4 separate regions of the Mus musculus genome follow, and regions 1, 2 and 3 are each linked to region 4. The links are chromatin loops, found by intact Hi-C in ENCODE. Cell type or tissue: heart. All regions are shown on one strand. Links, peaks and the distances in the headings refer to the core of each region. The heading gives the core; the rest is flanking DNA. Region 1 holds the start of Trub1 (TruB pseudouridine (psi) synthase family member 1). Region 2 overlaps Atrnl1 (attractin like 1). Region 3 holds the start of Atrnl1 (attractin like 1). Region 4 holds the start of Gm41874 (a long non-coding RNA gene).

Region 1 (8,142 bases), core at 1,347-5,346, 53 kb before region 4:
TACAGAGCACACAGCCTGTAAAATGGGCAGAGCACTGGCAGTAATATGGCGGATGAAACGCTGCCCCGTGTGACACGCAGCAGGAGCAGAGCCAGGACGGTGAAGAATCGAAGCAGGATAAAGAACACAGGACGTCACCGAGGGACAGAGGAATGACAGGGCAGCTGAGAAGCACAGAGCCACAGCACGGTGACTCAGTGAAAAAGAAACACCAACCACCATCCCGGCCTCCATCTGATGCTCCCTGGTAGGGGAAGCAGAGGACACAGAGGACAAGAGCACATGAACCAGAGGGCAGCGCACAGCGTCAGTGCCAGGACAGCACACCAGTCAGTCCCAGGACAGCACAACCCAGCATCAGTGCCAGGACAGCACAACCCAGCCTCAGTGCCAAGACAGCACAACTCAGTGTCAATGCCAGGACAGCACACCAGTCAGTCCCAGGACAGAACAACTCAGCAACAGTGCCAGGAGAACACACCAGTCAGTCCCAGGACAGCACACCAGTCAGTGCCAGGACAGCACACCAGCATCAGTGCCAGGCCAGCACACCAGTCAGTCCCAGGCCAGCACACCAGTCAGTCCCAGGCCAGCACACCAGTCAGTCCCAGGCCAGCACACCAGTCAGTCCCAGGCCAGCACACCAGTCAGTCCCAGGCCAGCACACCAGCATTAGTGCCAGGCCAGCACACCAGTCAGTCCCAGGCCAGCACACCAGTCAGTCCCAGGACAGCACACCAGCATTAGTGCCAGGCCAGCACACCAGTCAGTCCCAGGCCAGCACACCAGTCAGTCCCAGGACAGCACACCAGCATTAGTGCCAGGCCAGCACACCAGTCAGTCCCAGGCCAGCACACCAGTCAGTCCCAGGCCAGCACACCAGTCAGTCCCAGGCCAGCACACCAGCATTAGTGCCAGGCCAGCACACCAGTCAGTCCCAGGACAGCACACCAGTCAGTCCCAGGACAGCACACCAGTCAGTCCCAGGACAGCACACCAGCATTAGTGCCAGGCCAGCACACCAGTCAGTCCCAGGCCAGCACACCAGTCAGTCCCAGGACAGCACACCAGTCAGTCCCAGGCCAGCACACCAGTCAGTCCCAGGCCAGCACAACCCAGTGTCCATCCCAGGCCAGCACACCAGTCAGTCCCAGGCCAGCACAACCCAGTGTCCATCCCAGGCCAGCACACCAGTCAGTCCCAGGCCAGCACACCTGTCAGTGCCAGGCCAGCACACCAGTCAGTCCCAGGCCAGTACACCAGTCAGTGCCAGGCCAGCACACCAGTCAGTGCCAGGCCAGCACACCTGTCAGTCCTAGAAGAACGTGTATATACAATGTTTCTCTCCAGGAAATATATCAAAAACATAGTTTCCAAGCTTGATCTGGGGTTGGGAAGTGTCCCCTGGCACCCTCTGCCTGTATGGGAGCCCTGAACTCCAGAGTCCTACAGGAAGACAGTAGTGCACACAGTCCAGACACAGCAAACCAGGATGGTGATCCAGGGAAGAGTGGAGTACTTCCTATAATCCAAGTTCACAGATGCTAGGCATGCCCAAGCCTTTCAAAACGCAACAGTTTCACTCCTGGTGGGCTAACTGTTCTGCTCAGAATCAAACCTTTGCTCAAAGCTCCCTGCACACATAGGAGAGGCAATGGTGCCATGTGCTCTGTGATGCTGTGTGCTGTTGCTCTGTAGTGCTATGTGCTCTGTTCTGTGGTGCTGTGTGTGTGGTGCTCTGTGCTGCTGTATGCTGTAGTGCTGTGCTGTGGTGTTGTGGTGCTCTGTGGCCCTATGTTACTCTGTGGTGCTGTGTTGCTCTGTGGTGCTGTGGTGCTATGGTGTTGTGTTGCTCTGTGGTGCTGTGTGCTCTGGTGCTATGTGCTGTGGCATTATGGTGCTTTGTGGTGCTGTGTGCTCTGTGGTACTGTGTGCTGCCATGTTGGATGGTCTGTGGTACTGTGTGGTCTGAGGTACTGTGTGCTGCCATGTTGGATGGTCTGTGGTACTGTGTGGTCTGAGGTACTGTGTGCTGCCATGTTGGATGGTCTGTGGTGCTGTGTGCTCTATGGTACTGTGTGCTGCCATGTTGGATGGTCTGTGGTACTGTGTGGTCTAAGGTACTGTGTGCTGCCATGTTGGATGGTCTGTGGTACTGTGTGCTCTGTGGTACTGTGTGCTGCCATGTTGGATGGTCTGTGGTACTGTGGTCTGAGGTACTGTGTGCTGCCATGTTGGATGGTCTGTGGTGCTGTGTGCTCTGTGGTACTGTGTGCTGCCATGTTGGATGGTCTGTGGTACTGTGTGGTCTGAGGTACTGTGTGCTGTGGTGCTGTGCTCTGTGGTGCTTGTGCCCTGCACCATTCAAGGGCTTCGGGGAAGAAGGACTTGTAACCACGGTATAACTAGAACACTGCAATGTACAGTGAGGCACCAGGACTCAGCTAGCATTTCTGGTATTGAAGGAGAGAGTCATTAAACTTCCCTCACGTCTCTTACCCAGAACACCTTGCGCTGCACTGTCCAGCGTCCCTCCGTGTCCGACTTTCAATGTCTGCTTTTGCCTCTTGTTCCATTCTGGAGAAGGCATTCCAGCTTCTACAGGAGTAATCAGAATTTTTAAAAAAAGGTAATTACAAGTCAGGAGGAGCATGGGAGACAAGATAACCTATTCAAAAAACAAACAAAACATACAGGTATAAGGCTATGACCACATAACTAGCAAAAACAGGTTTTAGAATGTACAGTGGGCTCAGTGTGGTGGTGTACGCTTTTAAACAATGAGTTTGAGGCCAGGGTGGTTTACATACTGAGTCCCCATAGCCAAGGATATATGCTGAGACCCTGTCCCAAAACACAACAAAACTGTATAGCCACGCCTAGGAAGATAGCTCAGTTGGTAAACTGCTTGCCACTCAAGCATGAGGTTCTGAGGTCAATCCCCAGGACCCATGTTAAAGAAAAAGCTGGGGGTGGTGACATGCATTTATAATCCCTGATCTGAGACAGGGGCTTGGTGACATCTACTTAGTGAGTTCCAGGCCAGTGAAACACCTTGTCTCAAAAATTAATGTGGACAGAGGAATGACTCCTGAGGTTGACCTCTGGCCTCCACACATGTGTGAACACACACACACACATGAAGAGAGAAAGATTTCCTAAATTACAAAAGAACAGTATTTCAAAATTAGTGAAATAGAAACTGAACTCATTTTAAGAGAAACAATTAGGTATGTATGTATGTATGTATGTATGTATGTATCCATCTATATGTGTGTGGATCTATCTATATCTAGATGTGTATAGACAATCTCGTTACATGTATATCTGTAAACCATGTACATGCAGTGTCTAAGGAGGCCAGAAGAGGGCAGCAGAGTCCTGGGAACTAGAGTTCTAGATGGACATGAGACACCAAGTGGATGCTGCGAATTGAACCTGGGACCTCTGGAATATCAGCCCAATGTCCTTATCTGTGGAGCCATCTTTCCAGCCCCAAGAAAAACAAAAGTCTAAGTCAATATTTAAGCTAACTGGGTGACTTCTAGTGATATATCAATAGTTAGAAAGTAACAAAAAAGTTAGCTTTGGCATATGCAGCTAGTTTTAAGAGACCTCAGCTACAGTCTCTAAATGTCTGTGATTTCTTCTGTCCCTCCCTGGCGTCTACTAACTGGGAGCACATCTCATACAGGGCTATTTCTATCTACACCTAGTCCTCAGCTAGTTTTACTACTTGTCCACATGATCAAAACTTTCAATTCATTAAAGACGCTAATCTCAACAAGAGCTTAAGTGTCAGCTCAGAGCTGTTAGTTACCACTTGACTTCTGAAGCATTTAATAAAGAAAGAGAGGATTCCAACACTGCTTACATCACATCTCCATCATTACAGACGAGCTATACGACACCTGTCACAGCAATCCCCTGACCCTCAGCCTGTTAAACCTACTTTAAAACTATTGACACCAGGAGACAGAAAACAGCACACAATGAAAAGAGGGCAGGGCAGAGACAGAAGCCAGCTTAAACTCTCAGACGGGGCTGGAGAGATGGCTCAGAGGTTAATAAGTAGCACTGACTGCTCTTCCGGGGAGCCTGAGTTCAATTCCCAGCAACCACATGGGGGCTCACAACCATCTGCACTGCCTCCTTCTGGTGTGTCTGAAGACAGCAACAGTGTACTCACATAGATAAAATAAATAAATAAATCTTTACAACAGAACATTCAGATGGCTGTGCTGGGCCGCTCAACCTCACAGCCTGACTACCATGCCAGTGGTTCAGAGCCTTAAGATCGGGTGTACACTTGGACTCTAACATCACCAAACTTGGAGGAACGAGATCCCAGCACCGTGGGCCTGGACTTCAAACACTTCACCTTCCACTTGCAATGTATCATGGATCTCTGTCAGTGAACTTACAAAAGTACACTGGGGAACTCCGAGTTTTTAACTTGATATGCCTTAGTATAAAGGTCTCATAAATTCAGTCATCTTGTCTCTAACTCATTCACACTGTTGAAATTGTGTTCACTCTTGAATCGAATACTCAGATGGCTGTTTATGGATGACCATTTAAGGTCCTTTCTACCTATAAAAACCTAGCATGCTTCAGGCCTTGAAAGGTTCAAAGTCACGGAGAAGAGATTCTACAACGGGGGAAATCAATGTAAGGACGGGCAAGGAATGTTTTTGAAGAGGCTATGCCTCCTGGCTGAGCGAATCAGTGGTTGTCAAACCTGGATAGAACAGAATGCTATCTTTTAGAATCTTGCAGGGCGATTCTGACAGGTGCTTAGCCTGGGACTGGGAAAGCTCAATTAGCTAGTATGAATACGGAATCAACCAAACACAGGCACTGGGGAAGCCTGAGTTCGCTACTAGGGAATACGGAATTACCCAATCGCAGGCACTGGGGAAACTCTCTTAGCTAATATGAATACGGAATCGACCAATCACAGGCACTGGGGAAGCCTGAGTTCGCTAATAGGGAATACGGAATTACCCAATCGCAGGCACTGGGGAAACTCGCTTAGCTAATATGAATACGGAATCGACCAATCACAGGCATTGGGGAAGCTCGCTTAGCTAATATGAATACAGAATCGACCAATCACAGGCACTGGGGAAGCCTGAGTTCGCTAATAGGGAATACGGAATTACCCAGTCACAGGCACTGGGGAAACTCGCTTAGCTAATATGAATACGGAATTGACCAATCACAGACACTTCCCCAGTGGGAAGCTCGCTTAGCTAATATGAATACAGAATCGACCAATCACAGGCACTGGGGAAGTCTGAGTTCGCTAATAGGGAATACGGAATCACCCAATCACAGGCACTGGGCTAGGAAGCTCGCTTAGCTAATATGAATACGGAATCACAGGCACTGTTAGGAGAGGAAGACTTCAGCATATCAGTGGGTGCTCTGCAGAAACCAGCCTAGTGACAGCCTTGAAGCAATCAGTCCCAACAAAGTGCAACCAAGAAACTTCAGCGTTTTGATGCTATGAAAAGCTTCTTTAAGAACCGTAATCTTTGGTACAAAAAGCCAGTTTACTAACAAATCAGGACAAACGAAAGCAACATATCTGTGAAAGAAAAAAACAACAAACAAACAAATACCCCATCACAATGATTCCTTTTGATGCAAGTCCTCAGTTCAATGTCCCCTAAAATCCGATGCGCTAGTGTCATTAACGCTGTAATAAAATACCCTCAAAAGGTAACTCACGAGAGTCTATTTTAGCTCAGAATTCCAGCTTACTCTCTACCACATCCACAGTCAGGATGAGATGAGAACGAAGGCTCACACACTTGTGTCCAGCTCCAGTTCTCACACAGTTCAAATGCCCTGTCTAGGGGAGGGTGCCACCCACAGCAGGCCGCGTCTTCCTCTCTCAATGAGCTTAATTAAAACAATCCCTCACAGACATGGCCACAAGCCAACCCAATATAGATGTTCCCTATCCCTTACTGAAACTGGGAATTCTAGATGATATTGGGGTGGCAATCAAAGTTAGCCACCACACTTAACGATGAGCACAAATGAGCAAGTATAACACCATTGTTTAGCATCCGGAAGAATGTGTGTATCTGTTCAATAAACATTTAAATTAGCAAAGTTTTTATCAGAATAGTTTGGCTCCTGGCTAAAAGAGAAAATTTAAATCAGAATGGAGGTGCCCATCTGTAAGTCTCACATTCAGGAGCTCAGGCAGGAGGATCACTGAGTTGAGCTCAAGGCAAACCTATCTCAAAACAAACAAACAAAACTAGATTAAGTCTTCCAGGTGACACTGAGCACTGTGAGAGGTTTCTCTGTACCTGTAACAAGACAAGCTAAGCTGAAGCTCTGGAGAATCTGGAACTGCAGAGATCACAAGACTGTAAGCCGACTTAAGGGAAGAGGCGGCCACTGTTCATCCTATGTCCCTATAGGATTCCACAGATGCAGCTTAACATGAGAATCCAGTAAAAGAAAGGCTCCGTGGGGACTGTTCACAGGGTAAAGTGCTCGCCAAGCAATAGTGAGGACCAGAGCTTGGATCTCCAGCACCCCTATAAACACGAGGGTGACACTGAATGCTACCCTGATTCCTAGCCAGTTGTCCCTAAAACAAGCTGAGTAGGCAGACTTGCCTAATTGGCAGGATCTAGGTTCAAGTGAGGTACTCTGGCTCAATACACAAGATGGAAAGCCATGTCTGAAGATGGCCAACATCACCTCTCACCTACAAACACACACTCACACTGCATACACATTCACACGCAAAACAAAACTAAAGGGTTTTGGCTTTTTAATGCTCCTGTTATAAATGATCAAGAGGAAGAATGGTTAGAAAAATGGCCATCTTCTATTTTAATGTTCCTCAAAAAATACTACATTAAAAAAAGAAGAAGAAAGAAAGCACAATCTGAAGCAATAGAGCACAATTTCCAAAATAATCCCAGATCTTCAGACTTTCAGGGTCTGCAAGTGTGGGGATCAGGAACCTGCATTTGTATAGAAGACGAATCACCGTGCCCACTAAAAGGTGAAAGTGGTGTCCTTTCTAAATCCTAGCTAACTCAGCCTATGTGCTTTTCAAATAAACTTTTAAGTTTGCAACTTAGGGGTAGAGAGCCTGCATTTCCTCTGGTGGTACTCATTCGCAAGAGTTAAACAAAAACCCTGGGAGGGATCAAACTACAGAAAACTGGGCTGCAGCCACCAGGGTGAAAACCTGTATATGCAGACTGGTCCCCCAACTCTACACGTACTTCCCGTGAGAAGCTCAAAGGGCCACTGTTGAAAGAGTGTGCACTTGGGTAAGTCCAAGCCTAAGATGCCCTGGGTTTTCGTCCAGAGTTAATTCGGTGGTCACTCTTTCTATCTTGAGCCACAGACGCACAAAGTAAGTCAGTAAGTAAAAGAAGAAAGACTAGAGATAAAAATCCCAGTGTGGTGGAGAACTCCTCAGCCTGGTCCCTACCCGGGCGGCAGTACCTGCCAGCAGCTTCTCCTTCAGCCGGTTCAGCAGCTCGGCTGAAGTGGGCCCTTTGGGCTTGTGCACGGCGAACACGCCGCTCAGCGACATGAGCTTAGCAGCCAGGGCGGCCTTGGAGGCCGGGGCTTGCGATTCAGTCCTGGCCGCTTCCGCCACCGATGCTGCTACAGAGGCCTCGGCTGTTCCTGAAGTGTCAGGAGCTGTGTCCACAATCAGAGGTGAAACCACCTCTGCCTCTGCAGCTGCCATGCTTTCACGGCCTGGGCCAAGAGGCGAGCAGAGATGACACCGATGTGTTGCAAGGCCTTCTGGGAATTGTAGTCCATAGGCTCGGTATAGGCCAATGGCTTGCTCTGGCATCTCGGAGTTCTGCTGGAACCTTTAATATCTCTGTTACCAAATGCTCTTAGTCGTGAAGAGGTACATTGGAGTTGCCGCTGTAAACTATCCAACGCAAACACCTAATTTGTGTATTTGAGGTAGAGTCACTTCCTTTCTGTACCGCCCCCCCATAACCTGCATGTGTGTGTGTGTGTGTGTGTGTGTGTATGAATTTTGAATTTTTGACTGCAGTTTTTGACAGTTCTAAAAAAAATGTTAATGTTCTTTTGGAGTTTCTATTCCTTTATAGGAATCAAAAACTATATATG
Region 2 (8,142 bases), core at 2,484-6,483, 240 kb before region 4:
TTAAACAAAACCCAACCCAGCGGCTGAGTGCGGACCTCAGTAAACCTTCACTCTGTTCAATTCTCTGAAAGCTGAGAAAGGTAAGGAGAGGAGACGACTGTGGGGCTGGCAGAGGCTGGTTTACAAAGAGTGTGTGGGAGGGGGCGTGTGGGGGCCGGAGCAGAGATAGCTCCACAGAGTGACCCGCCAGGGCTCATTTGGATGGCAACAAGCAGTCCAGCGCTGATGATGGCACTGGCCGAGCTGGAAACGTCGCCACTCTGATGCAGTAAGAGAATCAGAGATTATGGAAGGTCAAAATACCAGCATTCAAAGGAATCTAAGGGAGGTATCAATCCCGTGAGTGCTTTTAAGTGACTCTGCCACAGTAAAAGTGACTGTTGATCGGGTGGGCACAGCAAAGGGACCAGAAGCAAAGCACGGAGAGAGAACTGAAACAAGAGCTACTCCTTGTGATGACAAAAACTGGGTTGCGAGTACAGAGTCTGCTGCTGACGACGATGTGGACACTTGAGGATAAGACTTAGAATATTGCTTGGTTAGGGAAGAGGCTTGAGAGGGTAGACACCGGTGTTGAAAAGTTCTTCTCGGGTAAGATGCAGTGGATCACACCAACCCTATTGATCTGCAATCTGACCTCCCACGGCAATTGCAGCCATTACCAGTAACCACTGGTAGCCATAAAACTGAGGCAAGACCCTCCCCCAGCAAAGGAGGCTCAGTAACATCACAAGTGACTGTTACCACTTTGGAGCAGTAAAATGTTTTTAATTATGATTGTACATTTTTATAATAGTTTCATTGTACATTTAAAATTATAATTGTACACGTATACAGTATTGTATAAACATATAATCACACTGTGCTCTGGGAACCTAGGAAAAATACACATGATTCACTATATTGCAACATTTATTTCATTATAACCATCCAGAATTAAACTTATAATAACTCAAAGATTATGTGCCTTCATTTAATATGTTAGATATATTGTTTTGCTCAAACTAAATAATTGGTCACAATGTTTAAAGTGAAACTAATTCCTACAGTGCCTTTCTTATATCATTTAACATTCCTATATTAATTTGCTATATCCACCATTTTTCTTTCTTCCACTTATCATTTAACATGTATACTGAAATCTCAAATTCTCCAAAGAATAGGGGAAGGGGGAGGTGGGGGGGGAAGCAAGATGAGAAAACATCTTTAAAGAGTGCTATCTTCCAATTCCACTGAAAAGCATTTGTTACAGCAGAAAAATAGTCTGCATGTGTACTAGGCTCACAGAAGCAATCACTAAAGCCCTACTATCTGTTTCAATGTATTTTAAATGCTCTCAAACTATACAATGGTTAACTTTGCAAGCAATAAGTCACATGACTGGTAGTCATCACTCTACAACCTTTCTAAGAATATGGTTCACACAATTTAGGTAAATTATGTCATTATAAAGGGGTGTCTGTTTGTCTGTCTAAGCAGAAATCGGTGATCTCCAACGTCCCAATTTTGAGGGGCAATGAGGCTAAAATAAAGTTGTATGTGGAATCTCAATATAGAAACTATTCCAAAGTGATAGCATCTTGGTTGGAGCAGAAAAGGGTCATTGCCCCTTGAGCCCCTGTGGCACTCATTCTGAAAATCATTGTTATTATCGAGATACATGAGATACATGTACATAGAAAAGAATAACTTTAACATCCTAAAGACCTATTTCTGATCATTACAGCCACCAAGGCTATATACACAGACATTTAAAATAATAAAGTAGAACGGAAAGCATCCTGGTTAACATTTATTCTAGGCACAAAAAAAAAAAAAACCAAACTACCAATTTTATTAGTCTGGTCTCGTGTTCACAGAATACCTAAACAGTATGTCTAATCTTCAAGTATTATTCACAAATGCAAATTTTATAGGTTAATAAAATGCATTAAGCTTGGTTACAAAAAGAGATGATTAAATCAAGAGCTATTATCAAGTATCTACTTACTAAAAAAGGAAATGTCACTATAGCGTTAGTCCTTAGGAAACTATTTCAGAGCAGGGAGACGGCTCAGTTGTTAAATGGCTGCTGAGCCAGCATGAGGCTCCACGTTAGGATCACCAGCATCCACCCCAAAGCTGACAGTGATGGCACACATCCACAGTAACCCAGCACTGAGGGAAAGGGACAAGTGGATCCTTGGGAGTTCCAAGTCTAGCCTACTTATGAGCTCCAGTTCAGGAAGAGAGCTCCCCTCGCCCACCGCAACGAATAAAGTACATAGCAATCTCAGAAGACACCCAGGGTCAGCCTCTTGCCCTCCACACATAGACATGCACATACCATATGCGCACATGCATACACCACATACAAACAGAATCGTACGAATGAATACATTTTAATACTTTATAGAGTTGTCATCCTAGGACCCAGACAAATGTCAATGTATCTTTCTAAAGAAGATGAAATTAATAACTAGACAGGTTAGTTGACTTACCGAAAATAAGCCTGTGAGCTGGGATGATTTCTTAATAAATTGAAGTGACTATAAGAATCATCCACTCTAAGAATCAGCACATTACAGGCTGAATGCTTGTTTGGGTTTACCAAAATTGCTAGATATAAGCCCTAAACCCTAATGTGATGGATGAGAAAGTGTGCGAGATGCACACGCATGTGTTCTTGCCATAGCTCTGACAGAGGAAAACACAGCAAGAAGGCAACCAAGATAACCCTCCCCAGAACCTGGTTTTTCTCATTTCTAATCTAAGACCTCCAACCTCCAGAAGCACTAATGGGCGGTGGGTGTTTTGGTTACTAGAGCTGTCGGCATCGGCCAGAGAAATATCAGAGTGAGCTAGTTTGTATATGTACACATGGCACTCCTTTGCACATCCCACTGACCATGGTATCCACACTGGCTGTAAGGTTAGACTAGAAATACAGTATGTAGCTGCCAGATCTAAAACTCAGTGAGCTCTGTTTGCAAAAAGGAATTCATCAATGCTGGAAAGACACTGGTCTCTTCCAAACAGCACCACAACTTCCCTTCTGCTCAATCAAGTTTTAAATACTTATGTTGCTCTAACAAAAGCCCAAGGATTCAGAAAGTCACATAAAGGAAAAAACTGAAAGCCACTTGGATTGAGGCAGTTGCTATAGCATATTGCCACATCTTGGAGGCCCCTGAGAAACTGATTATTCTTTACACGTGAACATAAAGTAAATTTTTTATGTTTTGATTTTTATTTAGTTTTAAAATATCTTCTTTATCCAATTATTACAGATAAACTTAAGAGATAAACGTTTTCCAAAACACCTTTTTCCTAATGTGATTTAATATTTGAAAAATTCTATACATTCAAGGGTCTATGATAGATCACCAAAAGTTTGAGGCCAGCCTGAGCTACATTGTGAATCCTGTTCCAAAAGATACATAAAATTAAAAGAAATGATATTACATTAAAAATACCTGAAGGAACCGAGAGGTCCTAATGAATCAACAGAGAAACTGCAGTACATCCACACAATGAACATTGCTCATTCTACAAATAAATGGGCTGCAAGTCACTGGAGCACAGGAGAGAAACTTTAACACAGAATGCCAAGTAAAAGAAGGTACCCCTTAACCCTACATGCTACATAGTTTCTGCTACAGTCACCCATCACAGAACAATGTTGCCATCAACAACAGACCACATATGTACAACATGGTATCAATGATTGTATCACTTAAGGAGAGCACACCCATCTTCACTTGTGCACTACTAAACCGCATAAACTTCTCAGAATACACCAAGAGTGCCATAGAGACTCCATATCACATTCAGAAGAGCCAAAACTACGGAGACAGAAGAAGGTCACTGGCTGCTGACAGCTGAGGGAAGGACCTATGACGAGGCGGAGTACAGGGTGTGAGAAACGCTTCTGCGCTATACTGTAAGGTGGGTGGATGCCATGGTACCTTTAACCAATACAACTCTAATATAAACCATGACTTTAGGTAGCAGTGATCTATTGATGTAGGTTCGCCAGTTTTAACAGGCACACCATTCATTCTGGCAAATGTTGTTAGGGAGAGCTATGCTAATGTGGGGGAAGGCTTTCTGTATCTTTTGCTCAGCTCTGTTATGCTGAGTCACAGAACTAGATGAGTCTCGTGTGGAAAGCACTGTATATAAGCCATATTTGACTTCTCTAGCTGAACTTTAAATGCCATTTATCTACAACTATCACTATGGAAAATGAAAAGATTTTAGTTTAAAATTTTAAGTTGGAAAAAGCCTCAAAGCACTTTCTGAGGACACAAAATTGGCAAGTGATTAACTAACTTAAAATACACAGCCCCACTACTAATAAACACTTGAGAATTTACACTTGTCATAACCATAAATAATATATTATCAATAATAAAAGCCCTTTTGCAGGAAATCACTGCTATAGTGTGCCTGTGTGGTTCTTAGGTCAGCGAGAACTGCTCCAACTGCTGTCGTGTGTTTAATACGCCTCTGGATTATGTAATGTGTGCATCAAAGTTCCCTCTGTCAAAAAGTACTATATTAGCACAAAGATGCTTCTCTGCAAACGGAACCAGCAAATTAGACCTGAAGAGATGATTCCAGATAACTATACGTATCCTTTAGTTTGTCTCCACAATGAGAAATATATGACTTAATATGCTTAAGAAACCCAAAACTCTTCAATGTGTTTTAAAGCTAATCTTTAATGACAGACAGAAGATTTTAGAATTCTTTTCAAGGAATCTGACTTTTACAGCAAGCAGCTAAACTTTTATTTATTGAAATAGTCTCTGTCCTTTTTTTAAAATAGCCACAAGGGGTCAGTCTTTCCTAAGAAAAACATTTTAAGCACTCCTATAACTGTAAAACTGAATTTACTTTTTGCAGTACAGTATGTTACCAATTATGAGGTAAATTTGAAGACACCACAGAGTAAGTCTGGTGACGTCATCCAGGCTCTGAGGAGTCAACAAAAAGAGTACAGAGGATTATAACGATCACATGCCTCCAATTTTAAGTTTAACCTGTAACTTCACTTAATCTCTAAAACAGCATGTAGACAGGTCTTTCCCAACTTTATTTATGAAAATGCAGATGCTAAGAACTTAACTGTTAACCTAAACATACCATCCCCAGCCCCCGCAAAAAAGCCAAAAAACAAAAACACCTGAGTATTGGGTGTGCAAACTAAATCAATGCGTGTAGCATTGCACCCACCATCTCCACGTGGCCACTAGCCACCCTCAGCCGCCCACATGCCAACCCCACGCCATCCCCGGCCAACCCCGCACCATCCCCAGCCATCCCCGCATCATCCCCGGCCAACCCCACGCCATTCCCGGCCAACCCCGCATCATCCCCGGCCAAACCCGTACCATCCCGGCCATCCCCGCGCCAACCCCGCACCAACCCCATGCCATCCCAGCGCCGCCTTACCTTGCCAACTATCGTTGCAGACACAGAGTTTCTCTCCTGTTAGGTCACAGTAGCCATGATCTGGACTCCCACAATTGGCTTTACAGTAAGGAATGTCACATGCTTCCCCTTTCCAGTATTTGTCGCATTCACAATACACTTGACTTGCAACAGAGACACTGGTTGTACACTTTCCATGACCAGAGCAGTTGTTAGGACAGGAATTGATCCTGCAAAACATAATTCGCGGGCTCAGATACCATTCGTATATTGCCTGCCTCGGCCTCCCAGGTCCCAGCTGTCATTCCATCTCCTCCACGCCTCTCAGCTCACTGTTACTTATGCTGCGCGTCTTAGTTCATTCACAAGATGTCTTCTGCTAACAAAACTCTGATTTCAAGGGCTCCCCTCAACGTCTGAAGCACCTGCACAATTCCAAGTGTGATGTTTTGGTTTCTTTTTGTTTGTTTGTTTTGTTTTTTTGTTTTTTGGGTTTTTTTTGTTTGTTTTTTTTTTGTTTTTTGTTTTTTTTTTTTGTTTTTCGGTTTTTCGAGACAGGGTTTCTCTGTATAGCCCTGGCTGTCCTGGAACTCACTGTGTAGACCAAGCTGGCCTCAAACTCAGAAATCCACCTGCCTCTGCCTCCCGAGTGCTGGGATTAAAGGTGTGCCCCACCACGCCCGGCTCCAAGCGTGATGTTTATAGAGACGTAAATAAATATTCTGAATAGATATGTTAAGGAGAGATATTTTGAACTCCTAAAACTTAAGAGAACCAAGAACTTACTTAGTTCTAGCACCTTAAGACACAGGCCACCACTTACACAGTCACAGAAGACATGTTTTAATGCCCGTGACTGCCTCTATTCTGCTATACATATACTTCCAATGTGTACACATCTGGATACATTATATGTAGTATGACGAGATCCCATAATAAACCACTGATTCAGAAGTATTTCAAATACTTTATTCCTGAAGAAAAATTTTCCCATTAGCAATTTCTATCTTCTTAAAGAAAAGAAAAAAATGACAAATGACTCCTGTGGCTATGTCTCTAGAAGCATCTGAGAGCACCTCTCATTACTTTACCCCTGGACTTCTAGATATAAAAGGGTTTTAATGAAATCAAATGTGGTAAGGGACTAGAGAGATGGTTCAGTGGTTAAGAGCAATGGCTATTCTTCTAGGGTACACAGGTTCAATATCCAGCACCCACATAGAGGCTTACAACTGTCTGTAACTCCAGTTCTGGGGGTGCAATATCTTCTTTTGGCCTCTACAAACACTAGGCATGCATGTGATACATAGACACACACATACACAACACCCATGCATGTGATACATAGACACACACACACACACAACACCCATGCATGTGATACACAGATTCACACACACACACCCCACCCCATCCATGTGCATTAAGAAAATTAATTTAAAATATTTTAAGTAGAAATAAATGTTGAACAAAATCAAAGGGAATACAAACTCCTGAATAAACTCAGAAGCTACAAATAGCTGAATAAAATATGAAGCCGATGTAAGACTTCAGCAAAAAGATAAAAATATTGGAAAAATGAATTAGAAATTGTGGAATGGAAAACTCAAGGAGTTAATTTAAAAATGTAGGCGAATAGGAAAACCTTGCCGATAGATCAGGTAAAGTACCACAGCAGCAGGGCTTAAAGATGAGGTGGCAGACATAAAACACTCAGAACCGTGAAGCACCTACGAACACAGCGTGCAAGGCCTGTAGGACAGACACCACTTTAAAACAAAACTTCTAAATCACGGTCATAGAAAAGTATAAACTAAAAGCATAGGAAATACATTTATTAAAACCATAGCAGAAAAATTCCCAAACATAGGAGGAAAATGGCTATCAGATATAGGAGGCATGCAGCACACCAGTCAAGACCAGAGAAGAAGCCCTCGTCTCAAACACAGGCAAAGTACTACGTGTACAGGACAAGTACTACGCATTCAGGAGAAGTACTAAGTGTACAGGAAAAGTACTAAGTGTACAGGAAAAGTAGCATACAGGTAGCATACTAAGTATACCAAACAAAGGATACTGAAAGCAGTCTAAGGAAAGCATCAAGTCACACATACAGACACTAATCCGAATCACATGGACTTCTCACAAGACCTGCACCGTAACACAATCTTTTAGAGACAGGAACTTAGCAGAACTGTCTGACCTAACTGAAGAAGTCAGAAAGTCTTCATGATAAAGAAAAGCTAAAAGACCCCATGAACACTGAACCTGCACAAAGGAAGATCCGTAGAGAAACCAGCCACCTGCTGACATATAGAACTTATAACATCTGACAATGGAGACTTCAACCTGGAATTGGTCAGAAGAAGAAAAAAGTAATTCCCATATTGACTAACGGAATAATTTGTTGAGACCATATCATTATATCAAGAAGCAAGTCCAGTCTCACAAGACAAACACTGTTGGATGTAAAGGCACAGACTGATGTCCGCACAGTAACAACAGGCGATGCCAACACCCCACTCAACAACACAGGTCACCCAGACAAAATCCAACGGAGACTTATCAGTCTTACAACGTTAACACATCAAAGGACTTAACAGATGTCAATGCTACCCTGCTCAAACGCTGCAGGCCGCACGTTCTTCCCAGCAGCCCATGGGAACGTTCTCTAGAGTGGACCACATTGTAGAACACGAGGCAAGAAAACTGGAACGATGTCCC
Region 3 (8,142 bases), core at 2,084-6,083, 210 kb before region 4:
AGCAGTATGTAAGAAGGTATGACTGACTGGGGAGTCCGAAAAGCCTCCTTTACAAACTGGTAGGCAGGCTAAAATTAGATGGCAACATTAATTACTCGAGCAAAGAGTAAAGAAGTAAGGACTGTGTCAAGTACCCTGAGGCCAAAGGAATTCACAAGAAGCTGAGAGAACAAGCAGAGGAGTAATCTGATTGCTTAAGAAGCCAAATATTGGAAAGAAAAGAAAGATACCTACTTCACAATCTAGACTGAACTGTCCACTTAACTTATTTTAAATCCCTACTATGGGGTTGCATATTTTAATAATATAAATGATAATACAGATCATCTATTATAATTTTACTTAGAAGATGAAGACATGTGGACAGAGAACATTCCATTTTTCACATTACTCGAAGGTTTCCTGTCATTAACAATAAAGATTTGATATAAATTTATCACTTAAAGAGGAGCTTACAGCTGGCCTGGTGGCAGAGGCAGGAGGATCTCTCTGTATTCAAAGCCAGCCTGGTGTACATAGTGCGTTCCACAACCAGTTGTGTGTAGAGACCTTTTCTCAAAGAAAAAAAAAGTGGCTTAGAAAAAAATAATTAAAATTCTAATCCTGCCTCTTTTGTTGATAGAAAACATTCCACTATTTCACAGTATATACTCACTATTATAGCAGTTACTAAAAATATAATTCCATCATAAATTTGTGCTATTTAGAATCCAAATTTGACTAACCTGAAGGTCTAAAAATTTATGTGGAGAATAAAGTTAATGATTCTTAAAGTACCCCATACACGAATGCTTATAATTCTATATTTACAAATAAGTCACATACTGTAACATATTTCCCAACCTCAGACTTAAGAGATTGGTAATGAGTATCAAAAAAAAAAGTCTAAATTTCAATACAAAACCAATTCTTATCAATAAAACTTTCAACTGCTCTACAAAAATAATTTAACCAGCTTCTAACAAAAATATCATTTGTCGTCTATACTATTATTCGTAGATTACATCAGAATGTTTTCCAGCCTAACGTTATGCAATGCAACTGAAATATAATTTCAATTAGGGCCTACCATAGTCTTGATTCTATTTCAAACTGGCCAGGTGCTTTCTGAGTCTCACTCCTAAAACCTTTAGTCTGTCATTAGTGAAAACGGGTGGTCATTTTGTTTTGCTTTTGTCAGAAATGTCTTACAATTTTGAAGGGTTTATTCTTTTCAAATGGAAACAAACAAAAGACTACAATGAAAGCCAGGAGCTCTGGCACATCCCTTCTACTACTGTTTGCTCCTGCATTTCTACGTCAATCTTCAGATGCAAAAAGGCCTTTGAAGAATGCTCATTCCCTAGCTACGACATCCATAATAGAAGAAGACTAAGGTAACATACCCATTAATTTTGACACCTGCTTACTAAGATTAATCAATCACTTTTCACTACTATGTGTAAGGCTGCTCTTATGTTCAGCCTAGCAAAGACTTGAGCTATAATTGTCAAGTTCGGTTCTTTTGCCATGAAAACACGTCTTCAAATAAACTGTTCATAGCTCATTAGGTACTTTACCAAGAATAGTTTTGTACTTCTAAATGTCCAAAGCCTTTAACATCAAATACACTTTCTTTGCCCCTAAACGTATGCCTGAGAAAACAGAGACTTATACTATGTGTATTTACCCTAATAACTTGTATTTCATAGAAACATTAAGCAACACTTGAATCAGAATAGCAGCTTCCCAAGCATGACTATTCAATAAGTTCAGGACTTAACCTCATTTAAGTATGTCTACTCTCCTCCTGTTAACAATGTATCTAGTTCATGAACATCTTTCAGTGTTACTTGGTTACTTTTAACTTGATCTGGGTGCTTTCTCTTACTTACTGGGACAGCATCTAAGAGAAGTCACAGAGTGCTGATCTAGCTATCTGGCTGTTAACAAGCATCCCTACTCCAAAACACAGGACTGGACGGAAGGTCTCAGGCGGTGGTGCTTCATAGCCTCTTCAGATAAATGGAGCTAACTCACCGCCACAACGTTACAAACAATCCTACTCTGTAGAAAACCTGGACAAGTGAGTGTAGCTTTTTCCTTGTCCATTGCTCTCTCCCACAAGATATCCTCTTAACAAGTAAAAGGGCTGGCTGGCTAACACTATCACCGACAGGGGAACTAATGCTACTCAAGAGGCATCATAAAATCAGATCTTGCTTTCTCATTGTAAACTTTTTTAAACTTTTCAGTGGCACCTCTCTTTTTAAATTACTTTAAAGGTATCTGTAAAAGTTATGTATTCACTCCTAAAACTTTGAACTCTGGAAATACTTACTGCTCCAAACCAATTTTATGAAATTTCACCTAAGATTTCCCACCAAAACCAAAAACTAAAGAATAAAATCTACTTAAAATTTCAAAGTGTCATTTAAGACAAACATTTTTTTACACTTAATATGGGGTATTGCTCTAGCGAGCAACAGTAAAAATGTGGGAAAGAAAGTAAAGAAAACTATGCTGTGATTAAAACGCCAAGGAAACCACCCTGAAATAGATTAATAATGTCAGCCATATTCTTACCTTTGGCTCAAAGCCAGAGATACTTTACCTAGATTCTGCTTTCATCTCCACAACAAATACTAGCCATCTACATAGTATTATTTCACAACCACAATCAGCCGTAAACTTCATGTTAAATATCTAGGACAAGCTTTCTCGGTGACCGCTTTCCTGCAGTTTCTCAGAGAAACCCACTTCTCCGCCTTCCCAACGGCCACCCCACTTCTTTTTATAGAGGCAGAAATCTAATAAGCATCAGCCAATAGGGAGAAGTGTCTCTTCCCCAGAGATGCAGGCTCCTTAGCACCTTGCTTTTCAGCAAAACCAAACTGCTGTCCCCCATACACCTGTCAAAAGTCACACAAAGCCATGACTGTCCTGATAAACCCAACACCTCTAAATGCATATTCTGGAGTGAAGCTGGCTGGACTGGAATCACGACTCAGCATTTTCTGCATAACCTTGATCGAGTTAACTTAAATTGCTGCCTGGATTTCTCTCTGTAGGTTCTGGATAGAAGGCGTAAAATTCCAGTAAGTTATAGACTTATGGGGAAATGGGTGAGAGGACCAACCTAGAAACTTATAACAAGGTACAGATCGTAGTTTGCCCATTGTAAACCCTATTTACCACACTCGACGATTACTAAACCGAGGCGTGCTCTCTGACTAGAGGAACAGCACAGGGAAGGAGCTGGGCCACAACTTTAAACCCTGACGCCTCTGACTTCTCACAATGTTCATGGATTTTTCATGAGTTATTTCCTCCGTTTCTGATGGAAACAGATACTGTCCTAATTGGCGGAGTTTGGCACGAATTGGAGTGAGAACATTCTTTCTGCGCAGAGGATGACAAGCCGCTGAGGACATGCGGAAAGCACCGAGTCAGCCCGGGCTGGGCGCCTGCTGGAGCTCCCCGGGGCACCCGGAGGCTGGAGGGGCGCAGCGTAGGGCCCCCTCCCGGGGACCCCGAGGCCAGAGCGGGGCGGGGAGCTACGCTGGCGGGGCAGGGCTGAGGCTTGGGGTCCCACGGTAGCACTTACTTGAACCTGCCCTGGCAGTGCTGGCACTGGTCCCCAACCCAGCCCGGGTCGCACAGGCAGGTGGAGTTGACACAGCGACCGGAGAAGCAGGAGCCAGTCCTCTCGCAGGGCTTGGACTGGGACACCTGAGCATAGAGCGCCAGGTAGAGGAAGCCATAGCACAGCAGCCAGCTGTTCCCGTCCAGCAGCAGCCAGGAGGAGGCGCCCCCACCGCCCGCCGGCCGAGCCCTCCACAGCACCGGGGAGGCCGGCTGCGGGGCACCCGAGCGGGCCCGGACCCCCGGCTCCATCTTCCTCGGCGTCCCGGCTCGGCGGGGCTGCGCTCGCGGGAGCGCACGGGGATGCCGCTGAGCGGGGATCCCGGCCGCAGAGGACCTCGCCGCCGCCGCTGCTGTTCCTCGGCTCCTCAACGGCGCCGACCCCCGTCCCGCTGACCGGTCCGGAGCGGCGGATCCCAGGCGCGGCGGCCTCCGGTCGGCTGCCTCCAGTCACACTCGGGCATCGCCGCCCGCTCCCCTGACCTTGTCCTCGGCGAGCCGAACCCTGCAGCCACGGTAGCTCCGGGAGCGGAGCGAAGAGCCGGCGGCGCCCCGCGCTCCGGAGGGGACCCGAGGGGGAGGGGACCGGGCGGGAAGGGGGAGGGGACCCGCACGGCCCCGCCTCGCCCGCGCCCCGCGCCGAATGCCGAGGCTCGCCCGGGAGGGCGGGGCCGCGCGGGAGCCCCCGAGATGGGCGCGTCCAACAGGAGCACGCGGGGAGGGGAGGGCGGCTGTCGGTACCCGGCGGTACTCCTGCTAGCCTGAGATACCGCAGCAGCCTGCTTCCCTCCGTCCTCCAGACACAGTTGCTGTGGCCGCGGTCGCAGCCCAAACTGCGGAGAGACGTCCCCGCAGCCTTGTGCGTACGCACTCTCGTGGCCACTCCCCCCCCCTCGGTCCGGGCGCGGTGGTCTCGCCCGGCCCCTGACGGGGACCTGGGACTCCCCCGCGCGCCCACCCGGCCGGCGGGCACCGCTGGGAGTGCGTCCCCAGGTGTGGCCCGCGCCGCGGAGCCCACGGAGGAGAAACCCACTCCGACCTCGGGGCCTCGGCAGGAAGGCAACCTTGTACTCCGCGGGCTGCAAAAGTGAGGCGCCCGCCCCAGCGCTCCCCGAGTCTCCTGCACGTTTCTTCTTCTTCTTCTTTTTTTTTTTTTTCTTAAAAACTCCCAACTACACACAAAGAGCTGAGCATGTGCAGCCAGCAAAGTCTTAAAGGCACCGCGGTCTGACCACGTTATGGGGTGCAGGGACAGGGCGGAGTGGGGTGAGGGGCTGCATGGGGCGCGAAGCTGCTCCCGTGGGGCGACCTCAGCCGCGGCGGCTCTTTATCGCCCAATCGGGGCTCCTCATGCCCAACAAAGAACTGCTCCGAGAGCCACCCCTCCCGACGCTGCCTCGGAACCTCACCAAATCTTCTTTTCTCTTGTCTATGTTTCCTCCTTCGTCTGGGACACTATTCTCTCTTGAAAAATGTTGCGACATCGGGGCTTTTTTTTTTCCTTCAGAAAAGCAGAAGTGATTTCCAGAAAGGGCCCTTTCCCGTTTTCAGCGGCATCTATTTCTTCCTTGAGATGACTTTCCAAGATTTAATTGCATAAGCTGAGATATGTCTTCTACTTTTCTCTATACGGGCCTGTTAGCTGAACCCTTGAGAGGAAGCTGTGCACAAATTGCAGGCAAGCACCCTCGAGAGTTGTTGGAGCTCCACCAAGGAGCAGGCGGTACGAACAAGATTGTGAAACTCACCAGACATTTCTGACAGCTGGAGCAGAAAAGTTTTGGTTGTAACCACAGTCATAATATTATTGTTAAGATTCACTCCGAGTTTATTTTGGGAATAATGTACCCACGTCATCTCTTTTAATCTCCATCATCCCAATTCACAGAGAAAATCCTCTATTAACCCCATTTCGCAGATGAGGGAATAGCATGAGAAAGGCTGAGGTGCGTGTTGGTAGCAGAAACGGATCAAGTCCTCTAACTTGTGTGCGTTTTCAATGTTTATCAGCCCACTTCTGTTTGCAGCTGCTTTGTTCTCCTTTGGTGAATAAAACATAAGTGCTGGCTGGCTTGGTTTGCAAATACCTCAGCAATGACTTAAGAGGAAAACAAAAGTCCTGGAAAAAAAAAAAAAAAAAAAAGGCTCCTTCCCAAAAGAAGAAAGGCAGCTGATTCTCACTTGTACAAAAAAAAAAAAAAAAAAATCCATTTCCGGGACACAATAGTGTGAGCCATGTCCTGTAGAGCCTGAAATTTGGCCTGCCCCATACTTTCCCACCTTTTCCACATTCTGGTGTTCTTCAGAAAGAGGGGGGCAGAGTTAAGAGGATCTTGTTAGAGGCCACTCCTTTTCACTGCAGTGACAAAAAGAAAAAGGAAAAGGAAATCCAAACCCTTTAGGATCCTCTGTTGGTGGACAATCTCCTTGGCTTTTCCTTTCTTCTTCTCTTCCTACCAGCTGAAGTTTAAAGTCAGCTACATCTTTCTCACGTCTAAGGTAGTGTCACTTTCAGACGTGTGGAAAGTGGTCAATTCTTAATCCCTCTCGTGAATAAAGGTAATTCAAAGGGTACACGGGAGTCTGTCTCTCTAACAAGAGAGTTCACAGCTCAGCCACACGCCGACTGGGGCGTGTATTTGAGTGAAGGGTTTGCCCATTAAAAACACACATCTGTTGCCATCTGACCACTGTAATCATTCACCGTACACTGAACGTGCAGCCCCAAAGGCCTCCTCTCAATAGTACCCTTCGAATACACTTGAATACATTAAATTCATATGAAAGGATTCACATAAGGATCACACCAAATCTCTGCTTCGCCTATATCCTCTTTCTCCTTCGAACTGTTTCTGTTGACGTTTTATGAGCAACTATGATGAAGTACAGGTACAGAAAGCAAAACTGAATAGAGGTAACGTCTACCTTTGTATTGGGCTCACAAATTAGTAAGCTCCCAATAGACATGCGTGTCACATAATCTGCAGATATAAACAGAGAAAACTTAAATGACAGCGACAAAACCTGTGCAGCATCTTGGCTGATGTTTCAGTATCTTCTATGATCAAAAAATGTTTAAACTCCCAGGTTGTCACATCCTAGCAGGCTAAACAACACCGAAGGAATTCATAGGACTGGTGACAGCAGCCATCACTCTGGCAAAGGGTTAAAAACCCCCGAAGAGAGAAAAGGGCAAAAGCCAGTTTCACCAAAGTAAAGTTAAATTGTATAGAACTAGTGATTACAACTTATCCAAGAAGAAACATACGTGCATTTGTTCTCTCAATAATTAACTAATATCAGGGACCCTTGGATATTTGGGGCATTATGTTCACTTCTATTTAAAGTACTTTTAAAATTTTTAATATGGTAGACAAAAACCTAAGAGTTCTCTTTGCCAATGTTTGCAAAGGACATTCAAAATGATAGTTTTTAAAGAACAGGGGGAAATAAGTCCACTGATACAGAATTTTGTCACTCTAGAAGCAAAGGCTTCTATTCAGACGACAGAAGGCAGAATTGCCTGACTGAAAGGTGGGCTCTGCTCTGGCTCTTGTTCACCATTGACTCACACGAGACCTCTGAAAGCAGCCGGAAATAAAGAAAGTAGCAGGCAACACAGTCTCAGAGCAGGAAACACCATGGTAGGACCAAGCCAGCCAGGCAGCATCTTTAAGACCTAAGAGAGCTTAGATGGACTCTGACAGATTGGGGAATAAAGAAAAAGTCAGATTTAAATATTCACTAAGAAATATGAGTGAGGTGAGAGGTGTGTGCTAATCTGAAACATCGCACCCTCCCAACCAAAAGCTAACATTCTGCCTCCCCCTGGGCCCGTTCTTTGCTTCCATCCCCCTCTCTTGCTGTTGTGCTTGCAAACACACACACCACTCCTTCTTCTGCCAATTTTTCTACTTAACACATTTCAAACATATTGTTATAAGTAAATCCAGAGAAATAAATCCAAAGATTCTAAATTCACTAGGCTGGGCTAATATAATTTTTAATTGAAAATAAAATGAGCATTCTTAAACTTTTCTTTCTAAATATCCACACGTATTACCTTACCTCCTCCCCACAAATAATAAATTGCCAAGACGTGGTCATAGAAATTTGTCTTTTATGAAATCTAGTTATTTTTTTAAAGGCACAGACTATGACTCCTCTTAAGCAACGTGAATCAAGTATATCCATCTACCTGGGCATGGGAGTGCAGGTCTGTATGCCCAACACTGGGAAGGCAGAAATGGGACATCTCTAGTTCAAGACCAGCCTGTCCTACATAGTAAAACCCTGACTCAAATAAATATAGCACCAATAACTATTCCCTCTGCAAATCTCACCAGCAGGAGCAGAAAAGGTTTTGCTCCTGTAATTGGAAGCACATTTGCTCCGCTTTAGAGTTTAGAGGTGTCAGCTCACGATGACAAAGAAAATGAAGAAAGATTTCATTAGCGATCAGAGGTGGCTATGCATTTAGAAATATCAATGAGGGACGCAATGTACATGAGTCTAAGG
Region 4 (8,142 bases), core at 1,952-5,951:
TCCCTTCCCAAGGGGAGACATAACAACTACCCCTCCTCCTAAGGTCCCTTTGATGAGCTGAGGGGCAGTCCCACCAGTTCACACTGAGGACCCATTAGTTTACTGGGGAGTCCTTATTTCTGCATGTTCTCGTAGGTGAGGGGTTCCTTACAGAGGTGAGGGTACTCCTTCTGACCAGGATGAAACTGAAGTCTTCACCTATCAAGGATAAGGGCCGTTCTGTAGATGGAGCCCCTCTTCATCCCCCATCATTCTCCATCTATATATGCTAGCTGCTCCCAGACCCCTCACCGCAGGCCATGTGTAATTAGAACAAAATTATATACACCTGGTTGAGAGAGGGGCTGGATACTCAAGTGAGGGTTTTGTAATTCCTCCCCCTCCTCCATTCAAGGAGTGTCATAAAGTCAACAAACCCAGATGTGATCATCTTTGTCAAACAGCTGGACTCTTGTAGATGGCAGCAGCTTGGCTTGGAGGATAGCCCAGTACATGCAATAGTAACCATGCCTGGCTGTCTTGAAACACATCAGTGTGTGTTGGGAACTAAAAAGGGGGGCCCAGGGAAGAGGGGGAAAGGGAAGCCCCACACCCTGCCAGAGTTTCACCTATTCTCTGGTCAGTCAGGCATGGGAGGGCTGCTATCTACCCTCCACTCATCCCCAGGTGGGCATCTAAGCCTCTGACCCACTCTTCGGGGGATGGCAAAGGGGTAGCCCTATCTGAGGGCACCGGAGCTACTTTGCTAAAGCCACCGGGGTTATGGGAGAGAGGGATGAGGGAAGAAGTTCCCAACACCCACAGGTGAGAGTGAGTGCCGCGGATCTTGATGAGCAGAGACTCTCTATGTTTTTATAGCTTTATTGTAGAGACGCAGGGAGAAAGAGAGAAGGTAGAAGAGAGGGGGCGAAGGCTAGAGAGAAAGAGAGTAAGAGGGAGAGAGGAGAGGAGAAGATGAAGAGAGAGGAGAGAGGGGGTGAGAGTGAGGGGTAAGAGGTAAGAGAGTGAGAAGTAAGAGGTAGGAGATCAAGGTGGGGGCCTAACAGCCCCTTTTTATGAGCTTTACTGTTGCTAAGTAACTGGGGAGGAGTTTAGCCTAAAGGTCAGAAGCTTAGGCCATTGCTTTTAGCCATGCTTCTCTTGTAGGGGCTGGGGGGGGGGGCGGTAACTTAGGCAGGAGCTGGAGTTCCAGGAGCATGAGGGAACGCCTACCGTGTCATGAAGGTGAATTATCACCCTTCAGAGTTCAGACCTCAGCTGGACTGGAGACCAGCCTGTCTGTGCATAGCCCAATTCCCCACAAGTGTGTGTGTGTTCATGTATGTGGTGTGTGTCTGTGTGTGCATGCAACTGTGTATGTGATTGAGTGTATCTGAGAGGATGTATTTGCATGTGCATGTGTGTCCGTGTGTACATGTGTGTGTCTGTAACTGTGTATGACTATGTGTGTGTCTGTGTGTGTTCATGTATGTGTGTGTTCATGTATGTGCGTTGTGCATTTGACTCAGAATTCATACAGATCTCACTTGTGGTTCAGTCAGGCTGCAGCACAGCTGCATTTGTGAGAATGAAGTCCCATCTCTAATGTGTCTTTGGGTTTTTATATAAGTCTCCAGGGGTGGAAAGTAAAGAAAGCAAAGAAGATTGTTGTTGTTTTTAAGAATTCTGACTTCTGAAGCATTTTAGTCATCTAATCGAGTAACTCACTAGCCAGCCGCGGCAGGTGCCCAGCACTGTGTAATTGAGCCTGGGCTGAGTTTAAATTCTGACTCACCTGATTAACAGCTGTTTCTTTGTCTCCTTCTGCCTTGGGTTTGTTGTCTGTAAACTCGGAATGTGGGTGCCTTGTTCATGGAATGCTCCTGGGGGGCTAAGAAAAATTAGTGTGTAGAGTCTGGCCCATAATAGCTGCTTAGTAAAAAGGCAGCAAATGTTACTGTGGTTTGATTTCTCATATCCCACATTCTATGTGTCTTCACGGGCATCAGGGTTAGGGTTAGGGTTAGGGTCTTTTCAGTATAGAGTGGCAACCTCACAGCTCGCAAGGCAATTCTTAGATGCAAACACTGAAAAAGGGAGAGGCAGGCTAGAGAGGACGCCAGGAAGCCACACACAGACTCCTTTCCTTTAACAAAATTATTATTGTGGGACAGGCTGCTGAGGGAGGTGGGGACACATGCCACAGCACACATGTGGAGGTCAGAGGTCAACTTGGGTTGATTCTCTCCTTCCATCTTTATGTGAATTCTGGGGAACAAACTCAAGCAGACAGACTTAATCATGCAGCAAGTGCCTGTACTGCCTCAGCCATCTTCCTGGCCCCCAGTTCATTTTTCTAGATCCAGTCATCCTTACACCCACATCCACCCACCGGACTTTAGAAATAGGCTTCCTGCAACTGGTGTGAGTGCTGTCATTCCTGTTATCTGTTGTCCCCAGGCACTTAGGTGTGGACTTGGCGAAGAGAGAAGACAGTCAACCAAAGCCTTGACAATGAGGTGTGCAGGTGCATGTGTGTGTGTGTGTGTGTGTGTGTGTGTGTGTATGTGTATATATGTATGTGTGCATGTGTCTATTTGTGTGTGTTTGCATGTGCATGTGTGCATGTGTGTGCATGTGTATGTGTATATGCACATGTGTGTATGTGTGCGTGTGTGCATGTGTGTGTATGTGTATATATGTATGTGTGCATGTGTCTATTTGCATATGTGTGCATGTGTGTGCATGTGTATGTGTATAGCACATGTGTGTATGTATGTGTGTTCATACGTGTGTGCATGCGTATATATGTATGCATGCATGTATCTGTTTGCATGTGTTTGTGTATGCATGTGTTCATGTGTGTGTTTGTGTGCATTGTTTGCTTTCCTGTGAATTTGAAGGTGGGTCCATGTGCTTCTAGCCTGTCCATGAAATTCTATACCTCTTAGAAAAAAAAAAAAAACCTGTGTCCCCTAACCACAGTAGACAGTTGCTTTACTAGGAGCAGCAAATAAAATCTAAGGCAGACAGTGCAGGCACGGAACTTGTATTCCAACACTTGAGAGGCAGGAAGGTGGCAAGTTATAGACCAGCTTGAGCTACTGAAGGCATTCCATGCCACCCTGAGCTGCATGGTGAGATCCTGTGTCACAAAAAAATACAAAAAATAAAAAAATAAATTCAAGGTCTACAAAAGGCACAGACCAGTGGGTGCTTGGCCACAATGCTCTGTAGAGTTTTCCAATTTAAGAAGCTCACATTATATTAAGCTGTAAAAGGATAGGACAAAATTATATAGAACTCACAGATTTACTTTAATTCATAAAATGTGGGAGAAAAACAAGTATCAATAGCAATAAAAGAATTGTAGCTGTGTTTATTTGATTTTTAATATTTTTGTGATCATTCAGACAAAGTTTGGATCAGGGCACAATACACAAAGTCCCCCTTCCTTTTAAACTGGCCCCAGTTTTCTCCAAGTCCTATTTTGATATGATATATTAATTCATACGCACATGTTTCTAGTTTAGCTGACAACTAGTTGATGCCCTTATACGGTATTATTATCTTAAATGGATCTCCATGGGAGCAATGACTTCAAGACAGTTTTCAACCCCAGGCTCTTCCAGAACTAGGCAAAACAGTTTATTCTAAAACAAAACATCAGCAGTGACTTACCAAGTCACGGGAGAAACATGATAGAACAATCTAAAACTTGCTCCCATGATTCCCATCCGCATCTGACCCCCCCCCCCCCCCCAGTAACGAGGTTCTTAGGGTCTCTGTTAGAATGACCAAGGAGTTTTAAAAATATGCGATTGGAGAGCGGGAAAGGCAGGAGGCGGCTCCCTCACCATGCTTGTTAGAGCACTTCTCAGTTCCGAGTACCCAGGCTCAAAACTACCTGCAACTCCAGTTCCCAGGCATCTGATGATGAGTCCTCATGTGACAGATGGAGAGATCCACCCCAGCAAGTGCTCCTCTGACGGCCAGGCTTGCACAGTGGCACGTGAGCATCCCACTTATTAAGCAGTTAGTATAAAACACAACTGCTCTTGAGCCAGAGATTGCTGCGGGTTTGGAGCTTTTGAGGTGAACCGGGGCTGAGAAGCGAGGGTCTAGTACAGCTGATTGGATGCAAAATTTCACAGCTGAATGTCGGAAGGCGACTCACAGCTGCCATTTGCCCAGGAACTGAAAAAAAAAAAAAAAAAAAAAAAGGAGATGACCCAGTGCCTGACCCCCTGGCAGTGGCCTTCCGGGATGCGAGAGACCCTTTGGCGCCATCGCCCCCTCGCGGCAGCACTTGGTAACTGTCTGGCAACCGAGGTTGACCTGAGTCCATGGTTGTTTTCAGGCATCAAGATTGTCCGGAGCCGGGCTGGTGAGATGGCTCAGTGGGTAAGAGCACCCGACTGCTCTTCCGAAGGTCCGGAGTTCAAATCCCAGCAACCACATGGTGACTCACAACCATCCATAATGAGATCTGACAACCTCTTCTGGAGTGTCCGAAGACAGCTACAGTGTACTTTACATATAATAAATAAATAAATCTTAAAAAAAAAAAAAAAAAAGATTGTCCGGAGCCTCCAGGAAATAGTCTCTGTAAGCTGCTGGGTCAGCATGGTTCCCTGATGTAGGTGTCCGTTTACCCCTGCCTGCCATGTTGGCAACGGACTTGGAACCATAAACCTGGGGCAAAGTTTACAGACCCGTTCTTGCCAGCAGTAAACAGGGTCGCTTATCGCTGACTGGGACTGCTGAGCAAAGGTAGACACTTACTCCAGAAACTTTAAAGACAATGCAGGACAGGGGTTGAGGGTGTGGGAAGAAGGCAAGCGTACAGCGAGGCTGATCAACTCGTAGTCCTTGCCCTTCTGTGAGAGTGGAAGTTCAAGACTATTGGGGTATCATGTGGGGAGGGACAGCTGAGAGGGTAACCAGGGTAGACTGGGACAGACGGCTATGCTGAGACCTGGCCTCCTGGATCTAGTGTGTGGGGTGAGATGGTCTCCATAAAGAACCCATCATCTGGAAGCTCGCCCAGCAAGCTGCTGGCAGAGCCCATTCCAGCCATTATGATTCAGAAGTCCTGGGAAGCCGGGAACTTTTGGAGACGCAGAATCCAGAGCCACCACTGCGGCACTAAGTCGGTACAACAACCCTCTGAGGTGGATGGCACCATTTCCGGTTTACAGCTCAGAGCGGGCTGTAGGTCGGTGCCTGAAGCCTCACAGCTGGCCAGCGGTGGGAACTGGGCTGACTTGCTAGGACGGGAGACTGGTCTAGGAGCAAATCCCAGGAACAAGTCAAATCCTTCATTTTCAAGATGAGTGCCAAATGTCAAAGCAGGGCCTGAGATAGGAGGGAGGCCCGGTGCTGAGCCCGCATTGCTCCCTGGGAGCAGGGTTGGATATGGAGAGGAAACAGAGGGTAAAGAGACAGGAAGACGGGCCTGACCACCAGGCAGCAGCCCAGGCTGTGGGTGCTACACACACGCACACACACGCATGCACGCACTCACGCACAGGCATGCACGAAGAGCAGGGAATGGCTTACAATGGGAGTTCCAGGCCTGTTCCCCCGTCCACTTCAAGCTTTCCTCCTTCAGTGCCTTTCTTTTCTCTCGACCTTTCTACCTTGAAAGCTTCTCTTGGATTCTTGCTTCTTGCTGTCACTCTTCATTAGAGGGACTTGCTCATCCTTCACACAGCTAAGGCATATGCTCATAGCCTGTCCCCTGTTCTTGGGGGTGTTAAGAAGCTATCCTTAAACTCACGCCAAAATCAGGGGCTGGGCTATAGCTCAGTCGGTAAAGTCCTTGCCTAGCATGCATGAAGCCCTGAGTTCGATCCCCCAGCACTGCATAGAGTGAGTGTGGTGGTGAGGACCTGTAACCCCAGAGCTTGGGAGATACTAGTCTCCAGTTCTCCTCGGCCCAGGAAGCATTCCTGAAATTGTGCATTGTACATGCAGAACAAAGATTGTCCTGGGCTGTGTGGAGCTGCCTGCAGTTCCCTGTGGCAACCCCACTTATCTGGCTCTCATGTTTAATGCAAGCGAGCTTCTGAGGCAGCAAAAGCTTTCAGGACGCAGCTGAGGACACACACGTGCTGCCCTTTGCAGAGCAAATGTGAGCATACAGAGCAGACGTGGGCCTTACAGTAATTATGTTCTCATCTACACAGATGTAAGCAAACTGTTTCTGTCAGAAGGCAAGAAAAATCTATATGCAGGGCCTCGGGCCTAGAAAGACCTGAATCATCTCTACTGTTTTTGTCTCTTGGTGATTTTAAAATGAAGGGATGCCAACATAAGTTAGAAAAGTGCAGTTCATCACAAATGTTTACTATCAGCAAATTAAGATTTTAATACATAAAAAGACAGTGAAGTAGCGGTGCCTGGGCTTCAAGGTCATTACAGGATTTTTAAACTGTCAACATTCATCATGAACATCAGTATTGATACAGAAATAATGCTGCTTTTAATAACTTTTTGTGTGTATATGTACGTGTGTGGTGTGTGTATGTGTCTGTGGTGTATGTGTATGTATGTGTGCATATGTATGTGTGTGTGTGTGTTTGTGGTGTGTATGCATGTGTATGTATAGATTTGTCCATGTGTGTATGTGTCTATGTAGTGTACTATGTCATGTATATGTATTTGTGTATGTGTTGTGTGTATGTGTGTGTGGTATATGTGTGTTTTGTGTATGTCCATGTGTGTGTATGTACATGTCTGTGTCTGGCGTATGGCATGTGTGTGTGGTATATATGAATGTATGTGTAGATGTGTGTATGTTTCTGTATCTATGGTGTGTGTGGTGTGTATGTCCGTGTGTGTATGTACATGTCTGTGTCTGGGGTATGGCATGTGTGTGTGGTATGTATGTATGCGTGTGTAGATGTGTATGTGTCTGTGTAGTGTGGTATGGTGTGGTGTATGTGTGTGTGCATGTGTGTGTGTTCATGTGTGGGGCGAGTGCAGGTGCCTGTGGAGGTGTGTTCCTCTTTTGCTGTCAGCTTATTTTTTCAGACAGGGTCTATGACTTGACGGTGGCGCTGATTTCCATACACCAGGGATCTTCCTGCCTCCACCTCCCCAGTGCTGGGATTGCAGACATGTGACATTATGACTGGCCTTTATATGGATGCTGAGGATCCATACTCAAGCCATGGTACACTTCACGGCACACATTACCAACTGTGTCATCTCTTCAGCCCAATGAATAACGTCTTTCAGAACCATCAGTATCCAACTCCTTTGGAAACAGAGCTAAACATCTGAAATGGAAGCCGTGTGGCTACTGAGGATGGATGCTGGTGAGGTTGTACAGTTTCTCATATACATACTGAGAATGAAAAGAGACACCAGTGTCCACCATGCCTGCTCCTTGCTTATCCAGCTATACTAAATGTATTAGTAATTATGTGAGGGTCGGTTTCTTGTTTTTGAGACAAGGTCTCCAATCTGCCCTTGAACTCCTGATCTTCCTGCCTCTGCTTCTCAAGTGCTGGGGTTACAGATATGTGCCATTATGTCCACATTATATTGGTAACTGTAACTACCAGGCAGTGTGTGATAGTTACTATTCTCTACTTGAGGATGTAGAACTACTGAAGGGCGAAGCTTCTGGGCATATTGATGAAAGATTCTGTTTAGATTAGGTTGAAGGGGGAATACTTATTCTAACTGTGGGTGGTGCCAGTCTATGCACTGGGCCCTGGATTACATAAGAAGGAGAAAATCAGCTGAACACAATTATTCACAGAGTACCCTGGCTGTGGATACAATATGACCACACTGGATACAATATGACCACACAGGATACAATATGACCACACTGGATACAACATGACCACACTGGATACAATATGGCCACACTGGATACAATATGGCCACACTGGATACAATATGACCACACTGGATACAATGTGGCCACACAGGATACAATGTGACCACACTGGATACAATGTGACCACACTGGATACAATATGACCACACTGGATACAATATGACCACACTGGATACAATATGTGGATACAATCTGATCAGTCTCCTGCTCTTGCCTCCCTGGACTGTTTGCCCTCACACTATGAGCCCAAATAAGCCCTTTCTCCTCTAAGTTGCTTCTCACTGTCAATTTGTTCACAGCAGCCA

What was found. A loop is a pair of places that touch in the nucleus more often than their neighbours do. Peaks named below come from ENCODE experiments on the same cell type or tissue, not always from the same donor. Only the 100,000 strongest peaks of a DNase experiment are listed, where the experiment ranks them.
Region 1: a loop joins it to region 4, with 7 times the contacts of the local background. A loop is called at or near these places in 22 of 42 quality-filtered maps.
Region 2: it touches region 4 in a loop (9-fold over the local background); 30 of 42 quality-filtered maps call a loop at or near these places.
Region 3: it touches region 4 in a loop (2.4-fold over the local background); 7 of 42 quality-filtered maps call a loop at or near these places.

The regions. Positions count from the first base shown.
Region 1 is chr19:57,452,546-57,460,687 of GRCm38, reverse strand. Trub1 (TruB pseudouridine (psi) synthase family member 1) reads right to left here and starts at 7,782. Exons shown (of 8, transcript NM_028115.3): 1 at 7,492-7,782; 2 at 2,500-2,598. The coding sequence starts at 7,741. In heart, for the core only: a CTCF peak has its summit at 3,366 (motif pointing right); no DNase peak of the experiment used is centred there.
Region 2 is chr19:57,639,926-57,648,067 of GRCm38, reverse strand. It overlaps Atrnl1 (attractin like 1), which reads right to left. Exons shown (of 29, transcript NM_181415.4): 5 at 5,440-5,648. Among named protein-coding and RNA genes, the nearest start is that of Atrnl1, 33 kb to the right of the region's middle. In heart, for the core only: a CTCF peak has its summit at 4,812 (motif pointing right); no DNase peak of the experiment used is centred there.
Region 3 is chr19:57,607,088-57,615,229 of GRCm38, reverse strand. It overlaps Atrnl1 (attractin like 1), which reads right to left and starts at 4,196. Exons shown (of 29, transcript NM_181415.4): 1 at 3,587-4,196. The coding sequence starts at 3,876. In heart, for the core only: CTCF peaks have their summits at 3,779 (motif pointing right) and 4,622; DNase peaks (open chromatin) are centred at 3,439, 4,399 and 5,309; H3K4me3 peaks cover 3,341 bases; H3K27ac peaks cover 2,676 bases.
Region 4 is chr19:57,400,491-57,408,632 of GRCm38, reverse strand. Gm41874 (a long non-coding RNA gene) reads right to left here and starts at 4,168. Exons shown (of 3, transcript XR_877961.2): 1 at 3,887-4,168; 2 at 1,775-1,870. In heart, for the core only: a CTCF peak has its summit at 4,283 (motif pointing left); DNase peaks (open chromatin) are centred at 4,302 and 4,642; H3K4me3 peaks cover 553 bases; H3K27ac peaks cover 417 bases.